Regions from separate parts of the Homo sapiens genome. Here region 2 is linked to region 1. The links are chromatin loops, found by intact Hi-C in ENCODE. Cell type or tissue: CD14-positive monocyte. All regions are shown on one strand. Links, peaks and the distances in the headings refer to the core of each region. The heading gives the core; the rest is flanking DNA. Region 1 overlaps LOC105371850 (a long non-coding RNA gene). Region 2 overlaps USP32 (ubiquitin specific peptidase 32).

The links. A loop is a pair of places that touch in the nucleus more often than their neighbours do. Peaks named below come from ENCODE experiments on the same cell type or tissue, not always from the same donor. Only the 100,000 strongest peaks of a DNase experiment are listed, where the experiment ranks them.
Region 2: a loop joins it to region 1, with 2.5 times the contacts of the local background. A loop is called at or near these places in 8 of 110 quality-filtered maps.

Annotation. Positions count from the first base shown.
Region 1 is chr17:60,400,114-60,410,815 of GRCh38, reverse strand. LOC105371850 (a long non-coding RNA gene) reads left to right here. Exons shown (of 3, transcript XR_934893.3): 3 at 7,855-8,118. It also overlaps a transcript of USP32 not described here. Among named protein-coding and RNA genes, the nearest start is that of USP32, 13 kb to the right of the region's middle. In CD14-positive monocyte, for the core only: no CTCF peak of the experiment used is centred there; no DNase peak of the experiment used is centred there.
Region 2 is chr17:60,352,972-60,363,673 of GRCh38, reverse strand. The region is part of intron 1 of USP32 (ubiquitin specific peptidase 32); the gene reads left to right. Among named protein-coding and RNA genes, the nearest start is that of USP32, 34 kb to the left of the region's middle. In CD14-positive monocyte, for the core only: no CTCF peak of the experiment used is centred there; a DNase peak (open chromatin) is centred at 5,933; H3K27ac peaks cover 3,106 bases.

The DNA.
Region 1 (10,702 bases), core at 1,028-9,027:
AGCCACCGCACCCAGCCGACAGTTTCTATTTCTAACCTATGTTATGTGCTTTTGACTCTTGTGATTTATATAGCATTATATAGTATAGACTGCATTTGTTTTTGTTTGCTCTTGCTTCTCTAGTTCTTTCTTTCTTTATTTATTTTTTGAGACAGTGTTTCACTCTGTGGCCCAGGCTGGCGTGCAGTGGTGCAATCTCGGCTCACTGCAAGCTCCGCCTCCCAGGTTCACACCATTCTCCTGCCTCAGCCTCCTGAGTAGCTGGGACTACAGGTGCCTGCCACCACGCCCAGCTAATTTTTTGTATTTTTAGTAGAGACAGGGTTTCACCGTGTTAGCCAAGATGGTCTCAATCTCCTGACCTTGTGATCTGCCCGCCTCAGCCTCCCAAAGTGCTGGGATTACAGGCATGAGCCACCGCGCCCACCGAGGCTAGGGTTTTTAAAGGATAGTTTGGAGGGCAGGAGACTAGGGAATGGGGTATGCTGATTGGTTGGGTCAGGGATGAAATCATAGGGGGTCAAAGCTGTCTTCCTGCACTGAGTCAGTTTCTGGGTGGAGGTTACAAGACCAGATGAGCCAGTTTCTTCCTATGTGTTGCTGGGGGTTACAAGACCAGATAGCCCATCAGAATGCAGGGTCTGGAAAATACCTCAAACATCAATCTTAGATTTTACAATAGTGATGTTATCTATAGGAGCAACTGGGGAGATTACAAATCTTGTGCCCTCTGGCTACAAGACTTCTGAACCATAATTTTAACTTTGTAGCTAGTTTGTTAGTTTTTCAAAGGCAGTTTTAGTCGCTGAACAAGGAGATTGTTAGTTTTGGGAAGGGGCTATTTTCATCTTTGTTTTAAACCAAGCTTGTCCAACCCTTGACCCATGGGCTGCATACCATCCAGGACAGCTTTGAATGTGGTCCAACACAAATTCATAAACTTTCTTAAAATATTGAGGGTTTTTTTGTGATTTTTTTAAGCTTATGAGCTATCATTAGTGTTAGTGTATTTTATGTGTGGTCCAAGACAATTCTTCCTCTTCCAATGTGACCCAGGGAAGCCAAAAGATTGGACACCCCTCTTTCAAACTATAAATTCCTCCCATAGTTAGTTTGGCCTATGCTGGGAAATGAACAAGGGTGGCTTTGAGGTTAGAAGCAAAATGGAGTCAGTTAGGTCAGACTTTTTTTCACTATCATACTTTTTCTATGTCAGATTTATCTCACTTGTAATTTTTGCAAGGGTGGTTTCAGAGCCACTAAGCTTGTGGTAATTTTTTACTGCAATAGAAAACTAATGCATTAGGTAACCCTCTTTTTTTCCCTCTGATTGCTTGCTCTGGGGTAAGCCAGCTGCCATGTTGAATTTTTCATTTTGTTACTGAGCAATCAATGGGCTCACTGCCCGACGTGCATAGAGGCCAATACTGTGGCACTAGTTTTTGAGAAAAGTTTTGTTTTTGTTTTTGAGACGGAGTCTCGCTCTGTTGCATAGGCTGGAATGCTGTGGCATGATTTCGGCTCACTGCAACCTCCGCCTCCTAGGTTCAAGTGATCCTCCTGCCTCAGCCCCTCTAGCAGCGGGGATTACAGGCATGTGCCACCATGCCCAGCTAATTTTTGTATTTTTAGTAGAGACAGGGTTTCGCCATGTTGCTCAGGGTGGTCTTGAAGTCCTGGCCTCAGGTGATCCGTGCACCTCGGCCTCCCAAAGTGCTGGGATTACAGGCATGAGCCACTGTGCCCGGCTGAGAAAAGTTTTACTGTGAGTCAGCTGGCAAGGAAATAGGAGGAAATGCTCAGCTGTGTCTCCCCAAGCTGGGGTCTGGGTCATGTTTTATAAGCATAGGGTAGCAAGGTATTATCTGATTGGATCTTGCAATGAGGTGATGCCAGAAGGCATGATCTGACTGGATCCTGGCATGGGGTGATGTCAGAGTTTGATCTGATTGGATCCTGGATCAAACTATGTGGTGTCCACTTAGTTCCGTCTCTGCTCCTTGGTCTGAGCACTTAGATTCCCCCTATCGTTGCATGCTTGCTTCATCTGGGCATGCTCAGGTTACATAACCTTCAACCTGGGGAATCCATAGCAACTGAAAACTCACAACTTTGTTATATAAAAGTTGAGCCAGATTGGCCGGGCATGGTGGCTCATGCCTGTAATCCCAGCACTTTGGGAGGGTGAGGTGGGCAGATCATTTGAGGTCAGGAGTTGAAGACCAGCCTGGCCAACATGGTGAAACCCCATCTCTACTAAAAATACAAAAATTAGCTGGGCATGGTGGCATGCACCTATAATCCCAGCTACTTGGGAGGCGGAGGCAGGAAAATCGATTGAACCCGGGAGGCAGAGCTTGCAGTGAGCCAAGATCGTGCCACTGCACTCCAGCCTGGGGGACAGAGCGAGACTCTGTCTCAAAAAAAAAAGTTGAGCCAGATTGATACGATGTGGTTACAAGTTCAGATACTGTATTTTTCACCACTAGAAGTTCCATCTGGTTCTTTTTTCTTCTTTCCTCATTATATTCATGTTTTTCTTTAAATATAGTTATAATAGCTGTTTCATCATTCTTATCTGCTAATTCCATAATTTCTGTCATTTCTGGGTCCATGTCTGTCACCTGATTTTTCCCCCCTGCTTCTTGGTATAAATAGTAATTTTTTATTGGATCTCAGGATGTCACATTGTTTTTCTTTTTCTTTCTTTTTCTTTTTGAGATGGAGTCTCGCTCTGTACCCCAGGCTGGAGTGCAGTGGCGACATCTCAGCTCACTGCAATCTCCACCTCCCAGGTTCAAGCAATTATCCTGCCTTAGCCTTCCCAGTAGCTGGGACTATAGGCGCTCACCCCCACGCCCAGCTGATTTTTATATTTTTAGTAGAGACGAGGTTTCACCATGTTGGCCAGGCTGGTCTCGAACTCCTGACCTCAGGCAATCCGCCTGCCTTGGCCTCCCAAAGTGCTGGAATTACATGCGTGAGCCACTGCACCCGGCCTGTTTCTGCTTTTTTTTTTTTTTTTTTTTTTTTTGAGACAGAGGCTTGCTCTGTCGCCCAGGCTGGAGCACAGTGGCTTAATCTCGGCTCACTGTAACCTCCGCCTCCTGGGTTCAAGCAATTCTTCTGCCTCAGCCTCCTGAGTAGCTGGGATTACAGGCATGGACCACCACACCTGGCTAATGTGGATGTCACATTGTTGAATGTCTGTATTTTGTAGTCTTCCCTTAAAGAGTATAGGTCTTTGTTGTACCAGATTGTTAACTTACTTTTGGATTAGTTTGATGTTTTTGAGGCTAGTTTTTAAGCTTCATTAAGCAGTTCTAGCGTGTACTTTACTCTAGACCTAGTTTAGACCTTTTAGTAAGGTTTACCTCTGCTGCAGTCTCTCCTGAACATCTTGGGAGGTCACTAAGTTATTTCTACTCCAATTGGTCATAATTTGTATGTTTCCTAGCTCTGGGAATTGTTCAGTTACATCTCTTCAATTGTTCTTTGCTCAGTCTCCTGGAACTTAGCTCTACTTATGGCTACCTTAATATTCAGAAAAAACTCAAGATCCTATGCAAATTTCTGAAGGTTTTTGCATACCTTCTTCCTTTTTGGAATTTTGCACAGCAACTTCCACAGCTGCCTCAGGTTCCATGAACTCCAATCTGTGCGTCCTCAGTGAGATTGCCACATTCTGATTTTATGATCCAGATTGCACCCCTAGGCAAAAAGCTAGGAAAATCACAGAATTTACCTCATTTGTTTTCTTTATCTCAATGACGTCAGTTCTGCACTGCCAATTGTCCAACATCTGAAAACGGTTGTTCTGTATGTTTTGTCTAGCTTCCTAGGTGTGTATGGCAGAAGGGTTAATCTGGTCCCTTTTAACTCCATCATGATCAGAAACAAAAGTCCTCTGTTTCACTGAAATTTGATTAGCATGTCAGTCTTTGAGCAACTGATCAACCTTACAAAATGGAGTTTGAAAAAAGAAAGAAAGAAAGAAAGAAAGGCCAGGCGCAGTGGCTCATGTCTGTAATCCCAGTACTTTGGGAGGCTGAGGCAGGTGGATCACGAGGTCAGGAGTTTAAGACCAGCTTGATCAACATGGTGAAACCCTGTCTCTACTAAAAATACAAAAATTAGCTGGGCGTGGTGGCGCGTGCCTGTAATCACAGCTACTCAGGAGGCTGAGGCAGGAGAATCGCTTGAACCTGGGAGGTGGAGATTACAGTGAGCCGAGGTCATGCCATTGCACTCCAGCCTGGGTGACAGAGCAAGTCTCTGTCTCAAAAAAGAGAAAAAAAAGCAAAAGAAGAACTTCAATGTAGAATTTCAGAATAATGGGCCAGGTGCAGTGGCACACGCCTGTGATCCCAGCACTTTAGGAGGCTGAGGAGGGTGGATCACTTGAGGCCAGGAGTTTGAGACCAGCTTGAGCAACATGGCAAAACCCTTTCTCTACTAAACATACAACAATTAGCTGGGCATGGTGGCATGGGCCTGTAGTCCCAGCTATTTGGGAGGCTGAGGCAGGAGAATCGCTTGAACCCAGGAGGCGGAGGTTGCAGTGAGCTGAGATGGTCCCTGGATGACAAGAACAAGACTGTCTCCAAAAAAAAATTTTTTTTTTCAGAATAATAAGCTTTTTTTTTTTTTTTTTTTTTTGAGACAAGGTCTTGCACTGTCACCCAGGCTGGGGTACAGTGGTATGATCACGGCTCTCTGCAGCCTTGACCTCCTGGACTCAAGTGATCCTCCCAACTCAGCCTCCCAAGTAGCTGAGAATACAGGTGTGCACCAGTACACCTAGCTAAATTTAAAAAAGACATTTTGGAGAGGTGGCGTCTAACTATGTTTCCCAGGCTGGTCTCAACTCTGGGGCTCAAGCAATCCTCCCACACTGGCCTCCCAAAGTGCTGGATTACAGGAGTGAGCTTCTGCACCCAGCCAAATAATAACCTTTGAAAGAATAAAATTCTATGCACGATGGTTACGGATGAATTTATTAAATGGCCCTGAGGTGCCTTTTATTTATTTATTTAATTTTATTTTATGTTTTGAGACAGGATCTCACTCTGTTGCCCAGGCAGGAATGCAGTGGTGTGATCATGATTCACTGCAGCCTCCACCTCCCCAGGCTCAGGTGATCCTCCCACCTTAGCCTCTTGAGCAGCTGGGACTATAGGCAACATGCCACTAGGCCTGGCTAATTTTTGTATTTTTGTAGCGATGGGGTTTTGATATGTTGCCCATGCTGGTCTCGAATTCTTGGGCTCAAGCAATTCAACCGCATGATTTTAAAAATACTAACAGCTTCAGCCAGGCACAGTGGCTCATGCCTGTAATCCTAGCACTTTGGGAGGTTGAGGCGGGTGGACTGTCTGAGCTCAGGAGTTCGAGACCAGCCTGGGCAACACGGTGAAACCCCATCTCTACTACAATACAAAAAAAATTAGGTTGGCTTGGAGGTGTGTGCCTGTAATCCCAGCTACTTGGGAGGCTGAGACAGGAGAGTTGCTTGAACCCAGGAGGTGGAAGCTGTGGTGAGCCGAGATTGAGCCACTGCACTCCAGCCTGGGTGACAGAGCGAAACTCTGTCTCAAAAACAAAAACAAAAACAAAAAACTAACAGCTTCTATTTTTTGTTCTTTTTATTTTTGAAACAGTTTTGCTCTGTCGCCTAGGCTGGAGTGCAGTGGCATGATCGTGGGTCACTGCAGCCTCTACCTCCCTGGTTCAGGCAATTCTTGTGCTTCAGCCTCCCGAGTAGCTGTGCAGCACCATACCGGCTAATTTTTGTATTTTTAGTAGAGACGAGGGTTTCACCAAGTTGGCCAGACTGGTCTCCAATTCCTCACCTCAAGAGATCCGCCTGCCTCGGCCTCCCAAAGTGCTGGGATTACAGGCGTGGAGTCATCGCACCCACCCAAACAGCTTCTAAAATGGGACATTTAGTAGTGATTACTCCTTGGTTGTTTGGAGATTGTGACACTGTTAAGTAAAAAGACCAGCCTTCTATTTAAGTGTCCTTTTCATACAGGAAAGATGAGAAGGTTGTTTCTCAGCAGCCACTATTTTTAGAATTTGAACTCTGGGAACACAATGATGGTTCTTCAAGGCAGCTAATCCCAGTCTCTTTTGTTCCAAGGAGGCTGAGGTGCACTCTTCTACAATTTCCCTATAAACCATACATAGCTTCAAGATGCCTTTAGTGTAGTAGGTCATACAAAGATAATTGAAAAGTTGAGTCTCATTATGCCAAATCTCCTCTCTCAAAGACGGTTTCTCCTAGAACTAGTTCTTTTAGGAAACGAGATTGTCTTCTTGTAGAAATCTGGGCAAAGGAGGAACTAAAGGTTTGGTATAAAAATCAAGTTGGGATTTGCCCTGGAATTAAAAATATCAAAATATTTAAAGCTCAGGACCTCTTCCATGTGCATCACATTAAAAAAAAACTTTTTATTTGGAAATAATTTCAAGCTTACAGAAAAGTTGCAAACACAAGAATAGCACAAAGAACACTTGCATATACCCTTTATTCAGATTCACCTATTAACATCTGCTCAATTTGCTTTATTATTTGCATTCTCTCTCCCTCTCCCCCACCTCTCTCTCTAAAACCTAGCCTCAAATGTAACAGTATCACTTCTGCTACATTCCATCATTTAAGCAGTCATACAGTTCCGCCCAAGCTCAAGGGATGGGAAGTAATCCCCAGAAATATGTGTGTGTGCGCATATTTCTTTTTCTTTCTTTTTTTCTTTTCCTTTTTTTTTTTTTTTGAGGCAGGGTCTCGCCCTGTCACCCAGGCTGGAGTGCAGTGGTGTGATCGCGGCTCACTGCGGCCTTGACTCCCAAGCTCAAGCAATCCTCTTACTTCAGCTGCCCAAGTAGCTGGGACCCACAGGCGTGTGCCAAACTGCCTGGCTAATTTTTTAATTTTTTGTAGACATAGAGTCTCACTATGTTACCCAGACTGGTCTTGAACTCCTGGGCTCAATCAATACTCCCGCCTTGGCCTCCCAAAGTGCTGGGATTACAGGTGGGAGCCATTGCTCCCGGCCCATGTTTCTGTATGTATATAGTCTTCAAATATATATGTGTGAAAAAATATATAGTTTGTCCCTGAAGCATTTAAAAGTAAGTTCAATACATCACGACCCCCTTTCCTTAAATAAACTCATTGTATACTAACTAAGAGCAGGTGTTCAAGTCAAAAGGCATTGTATTTGAGGAACCACACCTGAGGAGCGTTAGTCCCCCTGGACCTGATCTAGATGATGAGATCCTAGACCTCAAGGCTGTTTTAGAAGAAACGGTGTATGCATCTTACAAATGGGAGGAATCTGAATTGTAACCCGAGGGCAGACTGTGGCATGACAACATTTCTGGATATTATTTCACCTCCCCTTAAACCTGGGCAGAACTTTGTGGCTACTTCAATGACTAAAATGCAGCAGAAGTGACACTGCGTTACATCTGAGGCTAGGTCATAAGATACAGCTTGGCTGGGCGCAGTGGCTCATGCCTGTAATCCCAGCACTTTGGGAGGCCGAGGCCGGCAGATCACGAGGTCAAGAGATCAAGACCATCCTGGCCAACATGGTGAAACCCTGTCCCTGTCTCTACTAAAAATACAAAAATTAGCTGGGCGTGGTGGCGCGCGCCTGTAGACCCAGCTACTCAGGAGGCTGAGGCAGGAGAATCATTTAAACCCGGGAGGTGGAGGTTGCAGTGAGCCGAGATCGTGACACTGCACTCCAGCCTGGCAACAGAGCGAGACTCCGTCTCAAAAAAAAAACAGAGATACGGCTTACCCGCCCACTACACCAGCCCCCTTCTCTCCCCTCCTCTTTTCAGGATGCTCACCTTTGGAACCTAACCACAATGTTGTCAGGAAAGAGGAAGCACAGTGGGCTGTTTTTATGACAACTCCAGCTAAGGCCTTAGCTGACAACAAGCATCAACTGGCAGACATGAGTGAGAAAGCCTTCAGAGGATTCCAGTCCCTAGCTTTCAGGCCACTGCAGCTGACACTAAATGGCGTACAGATTAGCTCTCCCCATTGAGCTTTGCTCATTGCAGTTTCATAAGCAAAATAAATGTTGTCATTGTTTTATGCTACTCAGTGTTTGGAATAATTTCTTATGAAGCAATGACAACCCAGAATCACAGTAGCACAGGTATACTCATGTAAGCAAAGTAATGCATACTGTGCTGGAACGTGATTCTGATTACTAATTTAGCGTTTCAGAAGAATAACTGATCAATAAGGACCAGGCACAGTGGCTTATGCCTGTAATCCCAGCACTTTGGGAGGCCAAAGAGGTAGGATCACTTGAACCAAGTTCAAGACCAGTCTGGGCAACGTGGTGAAGCCCTGTCTCTACAAAAAATAAACAAATTAGCCAGGTGTGGTGGTGTGTGCCTGTGGTCCCAGCTACTCAGGAGGCTGAGGTGGGAGAATCACTTGAGCCTGGGAGGTCGAGGCTGCAATGAGCCATGATTGCACCACTGCACTCCAGCCTGGGCAACAGAGTGAGACTCTGTATTAAAAAAAAAAAAAAAAAAAAAAGATAAATGAGGGATGGAATATTGAGGATGGAGAAAATACTGTTCCCCTACCAGGCTTTCTCTTTTGAAGGGACAACCACTAGAATGAAAGATCCTTATATTAGTGCTTGTACAATGCAAAATTGGGTGCAGCTAATACATGCACACAGTGACCTATTAACTAGAATTTCACTTTGCCCACCTTTGTTTTCATTTCACTCAGACAAAAACTAGAAGATCTGGGATAAGTTAGCACCCTTTTCCAGAAAGGTTGCCCATGAGGCTAGCACACAGTGTGAGCTACTATAAGAGTTAGGGGAGAGTTTGTCTCAGTGGGGGAAATTTGAACCCTTTCTCCATGGGTTTTCTGGGAACAACTTTGTATCTACTGGCTGCTCCCTTAGATTTTTGCATGAATTGATTTGTTTGTTAATATTATCTACAAATGTGCACAAAAGTTTGGGCCCCAGTAATCTCTGAGTGACAACCAGGCTGAAGTTCATGCATAGGCAGAGATCTACTTTCTTTCTTTTTTTTTTTTTCTTTTTTTTATAGAGATGGGGTTTCACCATGTTGGCCAGGCTGGTCTCAAACTCCTGACCTCAAGTGATCCACCTGCCTCAGCCTCCCAAAGTGCTGGGATAACTACAGGTGTGAGCCACTGCACCCAGCCCCCAGAGGTCTACTTTTAACCCTTGATTATCATACTTTAACCAAACACATTCTTTTAGAACAAATTTTGAGGGTGCCCAGAACTTCCTGTCAAGTATTGCACATTGATAGCCCCCAAATTACAGTAAAACAGAAACCTGACAAAAACCAATAAAGCTCCTAAGATCTATCTACCTGAAAGCATTCGTCAACTGCTTATAATTCTTTCTTTCTTTCTCTTTTTAATTGAGACGGAGTCTCACTCTGTCGCCCAGGCTGGAGTGCAGTGGCGCGATCTCGGCTCACTGCAAGCTCCGCCTCCCTGGTTCACGCTATTCTCCTGCCTCAGCCTCCTGAGTAGCTGGGACTACAGGCGCCCACCACCACGCCCACCTTGGCCCCCCAAAGTGCTGGGATTACAGGTGTGAGCCATTGCGCCCGGTCTTTTTTTTTTTTTAGACAGGGTCTGGCTCTGTTTCTGTCACCCAGGTTGGAGTGCAGTGGCATGATCTCAGCTCACTGCAACCTCTACCTCCCCGGTTCAAGCCATCCTCTCACCACAGCCTCCTAAGTAGCTGGGACTATAGGCACATGCCACCATGCCAGCTTTTTAAAATCTTTTTGTAGAGATGGGGTTTTGCTATGTTGGCCAGGCTGGTCTCGAACTGCTGGGCTCAAGCAATCCTCCTGCCTCAGCATCCCAAAGAGCTGGGATCACAGGTGGCACCATATCAAGCTAATTTTTAAACTCTTATTTCTTGTAGAGACTAGGTCTACCAATGTTGCCTAGGCTGGTCTCAAACCCCTGGCCACAAGTGATCCCCCCGACTCAGCATCCCAAATAGCTGGGATTACAGGCATGAGCCACTGCACCCATCTTGGTCTTACAGCTTTCAATACCATCAATCTCTAATGACTCCTCAACCTATGTCTCCAGCCTGTACCTTTTCTAACTTCAGAGTTAAATATCTAACTCTCTATTTAACCTATCCACTTGGATGTCTAATAGACATCTCAAATGTAATATGTCCAAAGCTCTGCTTCTGATCTTGACCCACAAATCTCCTTCTCCTGTTGTATTCCTCATCTCAGTGAGTAGCAATTCTGAACTACTTAGGTCACTAAGTTTGGAGTCATCTTTAAATATTCTCTCATCCATCCCAATCTAATCCTGTTGGCTGTTCTTTCAAAATAATATCTGGGATCTAACCTCTCACCGCCTAACCCTCACGCCTGGATTAATGCAGTCGCCCCCTAATTGGTCTCCCTGTGTTTGCCCTTTTGTCCCTTCTCCTCTCACTCCAGTCCACTTTCAACACAGCAGTCAGAGATATCTTTTTTAAATGGATGACAGGCTGGGCTTGGTGGCTCACGCCTGTAATCTCAGAATTTCTGGAGGCCGAGGCAGGTGGATCACCTGAGGTCAGGAGTTCAAGACCAGCCTGGCCAACGTGGTGAAACCCCGTTTCTACTAAAAATACAAAAATTAGCCAGGCATGGTGGC
Region 2 (10,702 bases), core at 1,893-9,892, 48 kb after region 1:
ACCCTGAAAAAAACAAAAAATTAGCTGGGCATGGTGGCATGGACCTATGGTCCCAGCTACTAAGGAGGGTGAGAGTGGGAAGTCAAGCCTACAGTGCACTACTGTACTCCAGCCTTGGCGACAGAGTGAGACCCTGTCTCAAATTTTTTTTTTTTTGAGACAGAGTCTTGCTCTGTCACCCAGGCTGGAGTGCAGTGGCGCTTTTTTTTTTTTTTTTTTGAGACAGAGTCTCGCTCTGTCACCCAGGCCGAAGTGCAGTGGCGCAATCTTGGTTCACTGCAACCTCCACCTCCCGGGTTCAAGCAATTCTCCTGCCTCAGCCTCCTGAGTAGTTGGGACTACAGGTGCACGCCGCTACGCCCAGCTAATTTTTTGTATTTTAGTAGAGACGGGGTTTCATCGTGTTGCCTAGGCTGGTTGCGAACTCCTGAGCTCAGGCAATCTGCCCGCCTCAGCCTCCCAAAGTGCTGGGATTACAGGTGTGAGCCACCGCGCCTGGCCTCAAAAAATTTTTTTTTAATTTAAAAAATTTAATATTTTTTAAAAAATAGAGATGGGGTCTCACTGTGTTGCCCAGGCTGATCTTGAACTCTTGGTCTCATGTGATCTTCCCTCCTTGGTCTCCCAAATGCTAGGATTATAGACCTGAGCCACTGTGCCTGGCCAAAAATTCTTTTTAAAGAGTAAAATGCTGGATTAGATGCAACATTTATTATTAATCTTATTTTGTTTAATGAGTTAAAGACAATCAGTTATTACAATTTGGTTAGATTTGTAAAGGAAATTGGACTATTAGCTGCCTTTTGACTAAGGTGTTTTTTGTTTTTTTTTTTCCTCTCCTGAGGGAAAGAAGGATACTTGGAAACATTTTTTAATATAGTTGAACTAATGAGTACCACATTTTTGATAGCTTCAGAAGTTTGTGAACCAGGAGAATGATAAATTGTGTATTTGATTCGAGAAACTGCTGGAAGCAAATGAATAAACTAGAACATTTGTCATCAACATATGTTAAATAGTCATTTTGTTATATTATGGAAACGAAAAAAACTAATGAATACTTAAGGACATTCTCTCCATGATATGTTTAAGACTCTCCTGCAGCGTTTAAGTATACAACAGATTTCCTGTGACAATAAACTAAGTGATGTCTTTCTAAATTTATGTTCTGTTCTTGTGGGCAGTTTTCAAAGACACATTCCTCCTCAGAAATTAATTTAAATTGTTAATTTTATAGTGGCATATTTTACATGTTTCAGAATGGGAGCATTCATTCTTAGTAGAGGAAAACCCATCCAACTTGCGTATTTCTCCATTTGTCCTCTAAAGTTTATAAATTGTTACTGGTTGATTCATGGACAAAGAGCTTTGTTGTACAACATACAGATTTCATTCTATATTTTTCTTCACATTTTTATGCTTGTTAATACGAACTTTCTGTTAGAAAAGAGCAGAATTTTCTCAGACTACGATTTTTTTTAATGTGATGTATTCAAGCTCAGGGATGCTGGGGGAACAGAAGTAGTGGCAGATGGGGCAACCTGATGCTTTGCAAAGATGGGGTGGTTCATTTTGATTACAGACACTGGCAGTCTGTGAAGTAAAGATATGGAGCCACCATCCATTCTACAGTCTGTACTAACCATGTGTATTGTGGTAAAGCCAAGAACAACTTTGTATGGACATAGTAGAAGGGAAGAGTGGATCCACTTTTAGTTTCCAGGCACATACCCACATATAGTAATACTGTTAACACTATATCTTTGTGTTAACATTGAGCATTGAGGCCAAATGGCATATATATATATACATGTATCTTTCTCTCTCCACACTGTTTTCTACTTTGAATTACAGATGGTCTGCTTGGGAATAGAAATGAGGACATAATAGCAGGGTGCCAGATTTATACCTTCTGAATGACAGGATAAGTGGATATTGATTTTTCTTCATTATTTAAACAGCTACCCTTAGATAGGCTATACAGGATAGGTTCTTCTATAATTTTTAAAAAGTTGAATTGTAGAAACTACTAAGCAATAGTGAACAAGAGGCTAGGAAAAGCACAATTGTGGGAATGTAAATTGGTAGAGCCACTTGGAAGGAAGTCTGGCAATGACCAAAAAACTGGGAATGACCCTAGTGCTCACTGGAGAAGCACTCTCTGTATGTATCTAAGGAGGCATGTATATGGTTTTTCATGACGGGTAACAGCCTAAATATGAACAGTAAGTGAATACCTGTATATTACTAATGTTATATAATGAAAAACTATACAGCACATAAGGAATGAACTAAATCTATATGTAGTAAGTTGCATTATAATATGTATTATATGCTAACCGCTGTAAGTTTCTGTGGGGGTACATCTTATAAAAGCATGGAAAAAGATCTGAAAGGAGACAAACCAAACTGATTATCTCTTGGGGAAGACTGAATGGGCACGGGAGGGATTAGGACTGAGGGGAGGAAGTAAGTAGGATTTTATGGTAGTGGTATGTTTAGCTTTATATATACCGGGTTTTTGTTGTTGTTGTTTGTTTGTTCTGAGGCAGAGTGTTGCTCTGTTGCCCAGGCTGGAGTGCAGTGGCATGTTCTCAGCTCACTTCAATCTCCGCCTCTCAGGTTCAAGCAATTTTCCTGCCTCAGTCTCCCCTGTAGCTGGAATTACAGGCATGTGCCACCACACCTGGCTAATTTTTGTATTTTTAGTAGAGATGGGGTTTCGCCATGTTGGCCAGGCTGGTCTCGAACTCCTGACTTCAAGCGATCTGCCTGCCTTGGCCTCCCAAAGTGCTGGGATTATAGGTGTGAGCCACCGCGCCCGGCCTACTTTATGTATACTGTTTGAATTTAGAAGAAGAATGCATTCACTTACTGCTTGTGTAATGAAAAACTAATTTAAAAAATTAATCCCAGCACAACAACCACATTTTTTTCACATTATCATCTACTTCTGCATGTATTTTGTATAGTTTTAGTTTTTGTTTGTTTGTTTTTTTGCGATGGAGTCTTACTCTGTTGCCCAGGCTGGAGTGCAGTGGTGCAATCTCAGCTCACTGCAACCTCTGCCTCCCTGCAACCTCCACCTCCAGGCTCAAGCAATTCTCCTGCCTCAGCCTCCCAAGTAACTGGGACTACAGGCATGTGCCACCACGCCTGGCTAACTTTTGTATTTTTAGTAGATACGGGGTTTCTCCATGTTTGCCAGGCTGGTCTCGAACTCCTGACTTCAGGTGATCCACCCACCTTGGCCTCCCAAAGTGCTGGGATTACAGGCATGAGCCACTGCGCCTGTAATACAAAATACAAATACAAAAATTTTTTGTATTTGTAAAAATACAAAAAATAATTTTTGTATTTTTAGTAGAGACGGGGTTTTGCCATGGTGGCCAGGCTGGTGTCAAACTCCTGACCTCAAGTCAGAAGGCCACCTCGCATCCCAAAGTGCTGGGATTACAGGTGTGAGCCACTGTGCCTGGCCAGGTTTAAGGATCTTTGTCTTACAGGGCCGGGCGCGGTGGCTCACGCTTGTAATCCCAGCACTTTAGGAGGCTGAGGCAGGTGGATCACGAGGTCAGGAGATCAAGACCATCCTGGCTAACATGGTGAAACCCCGTTTCTACTAAAAATACAAAAAAATTAGCCAGGTGTGGTGGTGGGCGCCTGTAGTCCCAGCTACTCGGGGGGCTGAGGCAGGAGAATGGTGTGAACCTGGGAGGTGGAGCTTGCTGTGAGCCGAGACTGCGCCACTGTACTCCAGCCTGGGCAACAAAGCAAGACTCCATCTCAAAAAAAAAAAAAAAATCTTTGTCTTACAAACATTGTCATGTTTCTATGAACTCTTTATTTATCTATTATTTTCAGAGACAAGGTCTCATTCTTTATGGAATGCTGGAGTATAGTGGTTCAATCATAGGTCACTGCAGTCTCCAATCCTGGGCTTAAGTGATCCTCCCACCTGAGTAGCTCCCAGCTCCTGAGTAGCTGGTACAGGTGCACACCACCATGCTAATATTTTTGCTTTTTGTAGAGACAGGGTCTCCCTGTGTGGCTCAAGCTGGTCTCAAACTCCTGGGCTCAAGTGATCCTCTCATCTCAGCCTCCCAAAGTTCTGGAATTACAGGTTTGAGCCACTGTGTCCTGCTTGAAAAAACATTTTTTCTGAGTTCTTACTGTGTGTCAGAAGTTGTTCTAGATGCTGAGGTTTAGTAATAAGCATAGGCCTTGGACAAGAGAATAGATAGCACATTTATTTGATCATTTAAAAAATTCTGTCTTTATCCAAAAATATCAATAATATTTAAGGTTCTTTGCTGGGTGTTGGGGATACATATAAATAAGGCAGTTTCTTTGTTCTTAAAGAGCAGAGGGGAGATATACAATTCAATAAACATACAATATAAGCTGTGTTATTTTAAAGTTAAAGCATTGAGAATTTGATATTGAATAAGTGATTATAAGGAAAGTTATTTTGTAGGAGGGACACCTAACATTTTAGGTGGTGGGGCATGGAAGCAATTAGAATAGGCTTCCAAAAAATAAAGGAGGGACATTAAGCCAAGCCTTGAAGGATGTTGGATTGTTCAGAGTATGATTGGAGCTCATAGGCAGAGGACACTGCAAGGACAGTAGCAGTGAACATAATGTGGTTAGGGAATGAGAAGTAGTTTGCAGCAGCTGGAACCTCTCGTGTGTCTCTACCTTCTGGTTCTAAGGTTTGCATTTTAAATTTTTATCAATTTATTGTGTGTTATAACATTTTAAATCTTTTTGGCCTAAGCCAGAGATTCTCAATCTTGGCAAGTGACATCCCTGTTGGCCCTGTAATCATAGACTAAGCTATATTTTCTTAGTTGTCAGTGGTGCCCCATGATGTAATATCAAAACCTTGCGAAGCACCGTCATCCTCAATATCCTGGTCTCATCTAGTTTCTCAAAATTAGATCTATGATAAACTCCTTCTGTAAGAATAATGTTCATTTTTTAATCTCATTTTTAGATGTTAAAAACTTACTTGACCTTCTGTTTTCCTAGTGGTCTTTTATATTCTTGAAGCACAGAGGACTATTACCTTTATTTTTATTTTTATTATGTTTTTTTGAGACAGAGTCTCCCTCTGTTACCCAGGCTGTAGTGCAGTGGCATGATCTCGGCTCACTGCAGCCTCTACCTACTGGGTTCAATGATTCTCCCACCTCAGCCTAGCAGGTAGCTGGGACTACAGGTACCCGCCACCACACCTGGCTAATTTTTGTATTTTTGGTAGAGATGGGGTTTTACCATGTTGGCCAGGCTGGCCTCGAACTCCTGACCTCAAGTGATCCACCTGCCTCAGCCTCCCAAAGTGCTGGGATTACAGGTGTGAGGTACCATGCCCAGCCTGGATTGTGTTCAAAAGTTCATCTGGAATTTAAAACTTATTTTTCCGTAGAAACAATGTTATAAGTGATGATTAGGTTCATAGGGTGGTGGCTTACAGAAAATTAAGTCATAGTATAGCTGAAATACTCTATATTTGCAATAAAAAAGTAGTAGAAACAATACTATGGGAATGCTAGATGAAGCAGACAATTAAATGGAAAAAGTCATTTAAAAATGTATCTAGGGCTGGGTGTGGTGGCTCACACCTGTAATCTCAGCACTTTAGGAGGTGGAGGCGGGTGGATCACCTGAGGTCAGGAGTTCGAGACCAGCCTGACCAACATGGTGAAAACCCCATCTCTACTAAAAATACAAAATTAGCTGGGTGTGGTGGCACATGCCTGTAATCCCAGTTACTTGGGATGCTGAGGCAGGAGAACTGCTTGAACCTGGGAGGTGGAAGTTGCAGTGAGTTGAGATTGCGCCATTGCACTCCAGCCTGGGCAACAAGAGTGAAACTCCGTCTCAAAAAAAAAAAAGTATCTAAATGCCAATGCTTGAGAATATGAATACTCTTCACTGCTGAGTCATCCAGTCCTTTCCAGAGATTAATTCAGCTTCAGCCTGAGAATGTTTAATGATATTAACTACTATTAATCACTTGGAAAGATAAAGGTACCCTTAGGACATTTTTGTCCTTTTGTATAAGGAATTGGGAGTTGTCAGCAAGAGATGTATGACTATGAATGTACTGATATATCTACATATATATATTTTTATTTTTATTTTTTAAGAGACAGGGTCTTGCTCTGTTGCTTGCTTGGTCTACATATCATATATATATTTATTTTTATTTTTAAGAGACAGGGTCTTGCTCTGTTGCCCAGGCTGGAGTGCAGGGGTTCAATCATAGCTCACTGCAGCCTCCAACTCCTGGGCTCAAGCAGTCCTCCTGCCTTGGCTTCCCGTGTAGCTGGAACCATAGGCGTGTATCACCATGCCTGCCTAATTATTATTTATTTTTTGTAGAGATGGGGTCTCCCTCTGTTGCCCAGGCTGGTCTTGAACTCCTGGTCTCAAGCTGTCCTCCCACCTGGACCACTCAGAGTTCTGGGATTAGAGGTGTGAGCCAGTGCCTGGCCTCTTCATTTGTTGTTCTTTCTGTTCCTCAGACTGGATAATCAAAATTGACTGTCTTCAAATTTTGCAATTGTTTTGTTTTTTTGAGATAAGGTCTTACTCTGTTGTCCCAGCTGGAGTGCAGTGATGCAATCATAGTTCACTGCAACCTCATACTTCTCAACTCCAGAATTGCTAATTGGTTTCTTTTTATAATATCCATCTCATCTCACTATTGATATTCTCCATTTGGTGAGACAGTGTTCTCATACTTGAAGTCATTAGGCATGTTTTTTTTTCTTCTTTGAACTTGTTTATAAATAGTTCATTAAAGTGTTTACCTAGTAAATCAAATGTCTGGACTTGCCTACAGACAGTTTCTATTTAATGCCCTTTTTCCTGTGTATGGGCTTCATTTTCTTACTTAAATGCTTTGCAATTTTTTGTTGAAAATGAGACATTTTAAGTACTGTAGTGTGGCAGCTCTGGAAATTGGATTCCCTACCTTAAGGTTTGTTACTGCTATTTGTTGTTGTTCCTGCTATTATTTATTTGCTTAGTGACTTTCTTGGTCTGATTTTATAAAGTGTGTATTCTTTTTTGTGTGTGCTTATTTAGCTTAGTGGTCAGCTAAGATTGGACAGAGACTTTTAAAAATGCCTTGAACCTATAAGTTCAGCCTTGGCGGAGGGGTTCTATACTACTCGGGTGTGTGTTCAAATGTTGTACAGTCAGTTTGCAACTCTGCTTTAGCCTTCACTTCCTGCTTGTGTGGAGGTTTAAGGTCAGCCAAAGTGAGAGATATGGGAATTTTGGGGCACATGCACAGCTCTCCATATGCAGGTGGCCTTTTGGATTTCCAGGAATATGTCAGAGCCTTTCAAAGCCCTTGTGGGCTTGCTGTTTTCCAGGTTTTCCTTTCATGTTTTTTGGTTAACCTCTTGTTAGCCCCATCTGCCACTGCTTTCTCAGGCAGCTGTGAAGTTATATAGTTGCCACTGATTGTTTTTGAAGAATGCCAGGGGAAAAAGTTTTATTTGTAGAGTGAACTCAAAGCCAGATCAAATAAAGACAAAGCTTGAGAATGGAACTTTTTAATGAGCTACCAGATAGGTCAAATATTGACACTTCTTTTGAGAAGCTCTAAACCCATTCTGCCTCCTTCAGTGGCTGTTTGACTGTTGGTTTTTACAGCTTAGGGAGATTTTTGGTTTTCAAAGCTATTGCATAGCTGGGGAGAAGGTGATGGGAATAGAACATGTTAAAACACCACAAATACTGCTTTTTTTTTTTTTTTTTTTTTTTTACAGAGGTTCAGCCATTCTTTTTTTTTTTTCTTTCTCTCTCTTTTTTTTTTTTTTTTGAGAGAGTGAGCTGTCACTCAGCCTGGAGTGCAGTGGCATGATCATGGCTGACTGCAGCCTTGACCTCCCAGGCGCTAGTGATCCTCCCACCTTAGTCTCCTGAGTAGTTGAGACTACAGGCGTGTGCCACCAATTTTTGTAGTTTTTGTAGAGACAGTGTTTGCCATGTTGCCCAGGCTGGTCTTAAACTCTTAGGCTCAAACAATTCATCTGCTTCAGTCACCCAAAGTGCTGGGATTGCCACCGCACTCAGCTCAGTCATTTTTCTGGAATAAAGCTCTTTGGATTATTGCAAGCATTTGGTTGATTTCTAGAGTTCTGAAAAAGTTGGATTTTGACAGTTTTTGATAGTGTTCTTGCTGCTTTTTTAGAAGAATGGATTTTCAGAGGTCTTTACCATTCCGGCAATCGGTCTCCTTACAGGTTTTTTTGGAGGGAAAATTTTTATATCCTAAAATACAAAAGTCATGTGTCCTTGCATTTTGACAAGATACAGAACATTTCTATCACCTATGAAAGTTGACTTGTTCCTCTTACCAGTAAATTTACCACATCCTCAGAGGCAATAACTGTTCTGACCTGTCATCATTGATGAGTTGTTCCTGTTCTAGAACTTGGGGAATCACAGAGTATCTGCTCTTTTTTTTAATCAGCCTTCTTTTACTTAGTATAATATCTGTGAGCATCATCCATGTTGTTGCATATATCAGCACTTTCGTTTTCTCCTTTTTATGCTGAAAAGTATTCTATAATAAGAATGTATCATAGTTTTATGTTTTTGTTTTTGAGGCAGAGCCTCATTATGTTGCCCAGGCTGGGGTGCGGTGGCGCTATCTCGGCTCACTGCAACTTCCACCTCCTGGGTTCAAGTGATTCTCCTGCCTCAGTCTCCTGAGTAGCTGGGACTACAGGCACCGCCACTATGCCCAGCTAACTTTTGTATTTTTAGTAGAGAGGGAGCAAACTCTGTTGGCCAGGTTGGTTTCGAACTCCTGACCTTAAGCGATCTGCCTGCCTCAGCCTCCCAAAGTGCTGGGATTACAGGCGTGAGCCACACACCTGGCCTTATATCATACTTTTTTGGATTCATTTGTTCATGGACATTTGGCACAAAGTCACCAGTAGCAAAAAAAATTGCTAGTTGTAGGCCCCCTCTTGCCTGAGATGTCCCATCTGGGTTTTATCATCTACCTGAAGTGGCTCTGCAGTAGCTTTTTTTAGCAGGGACCCTACCAAAGTGACTTTTGATAGGTTAATTTACTTCAGATCAGCTGCACCAAGCAGATTTACAAATATGTTGGTTGTGTTTTCTTTGCTGCATTATACAATTTCTTCTTGTCCTAGGTTTGTAAATTCTTAGCCCACTTTGGCAGTGAAAGGCATATTTCCCAATGTTTATTTATCTCTGTGGTTATCCTCTGATTCAGATGTTGTTAAATTTTCCTCTTTGCCTTTGGAACCAAACTGTTAAAACGGAAACTCCTATCCTATAACAGAAATCAGAATGCATGGTCCTGCCTTGGCTGTCTTAAAGAAATAGAGATGAAGAATAGACTTGGTCTTTGCTCTCAAGAGACTTAAAATATACTTGGAGAGATAAGACAAATATTACCTTTGAAAAAAAGTTATAATATAAAGCAGTATATAATAGGGGAATAGAACACCAGTATTGTGGTTTATTGTGAAATATTTTATACCATGTAATGAGTAATAATAAAGTATTGAACTTCAAGAAAAAAGCTTACCTTTACAAAAATGGATTTAATTTCATGCATTTCACACATGCATGTGATTTCTTGACTGGAAGTAAAGAGTATAGTTGCAGCTAGAATTTACGGAATGCTCATGGTAATGACAACATCCATTCTGTGTCACTGCAGAAAAGGTTAATAACTACTGGTGTAGACACGGTAACCTCTAAAAGTTTAGAGCATGACAATGAGCGTTGTGCTGCTCTCTTATGTTTGTTTTGTGCAATTGTTAATTACATAATTTTATTTTCCTTTCATGGACAGTGAGTTCTGATCTCTTCATATGACTTTGTAAAAGCGATTTACATAGATTATCTAAATTATTTTTTATTTGTTTTTAGACAGAGTCTCACTCTGTCTCCCAGGCTGGGGTGCAGTGGTGCAATCTCTGCTCACCACAACCTCTGCCTCCCAGGTTCGAACGATTCTCCTGCCTCAGCCTCCTGAGTGGCTGGGATTACAGGTGTGCACCACCATCCCTGGCTAATTTTTGTATTTTTAGTAGAGATGGTGTTTCTCCGTGTTGGCCAAGCTGGTCTCGAACTCCTGGCCTTAAGTGATCCACCTGCTTCGGCCTCCCAAAGTGCTGGGATTACAGGTGTGAGCCACCGCACTGGCCTCTATCTAAATTAAAATGGAGGAGTTGGTCTATTTACCATTGGTACTATAGAAATGATAGTAGTCAGCTTGGGCTACCATCACAAAATACCAAAGACTGGATGATTAAACGACAGAAATGTTATTTCCCATTGGAAATAACGTTGGGTTCCAGCAAGGTTTTGTTTTTGGTGAGGGCTCTCTTCCTGGCCTGCAGAAGAGAGCCTTTCCTGCTCGTTGCATCCATACATGCTCTTTCCTCTGTGCCTATGTTGCGCTTGAGCCCTTTGGTGTCTCTTCTTCTATGAACACTAATCCTGTAAGTTCAGCGTCCTATCCTTATAAGCTTATTTAACAATAATTGCTTCCTTACTCCAAAACCAGCCACACTGTGTGTTAGGGCTTCAACATATGAATTTGAGGGGAGGACACATACATTCATTTCATAACAGAAATGTAAATACAATGTAATATATTCAAATTCTCCCCTAGACTAATCTTCATCAGTAG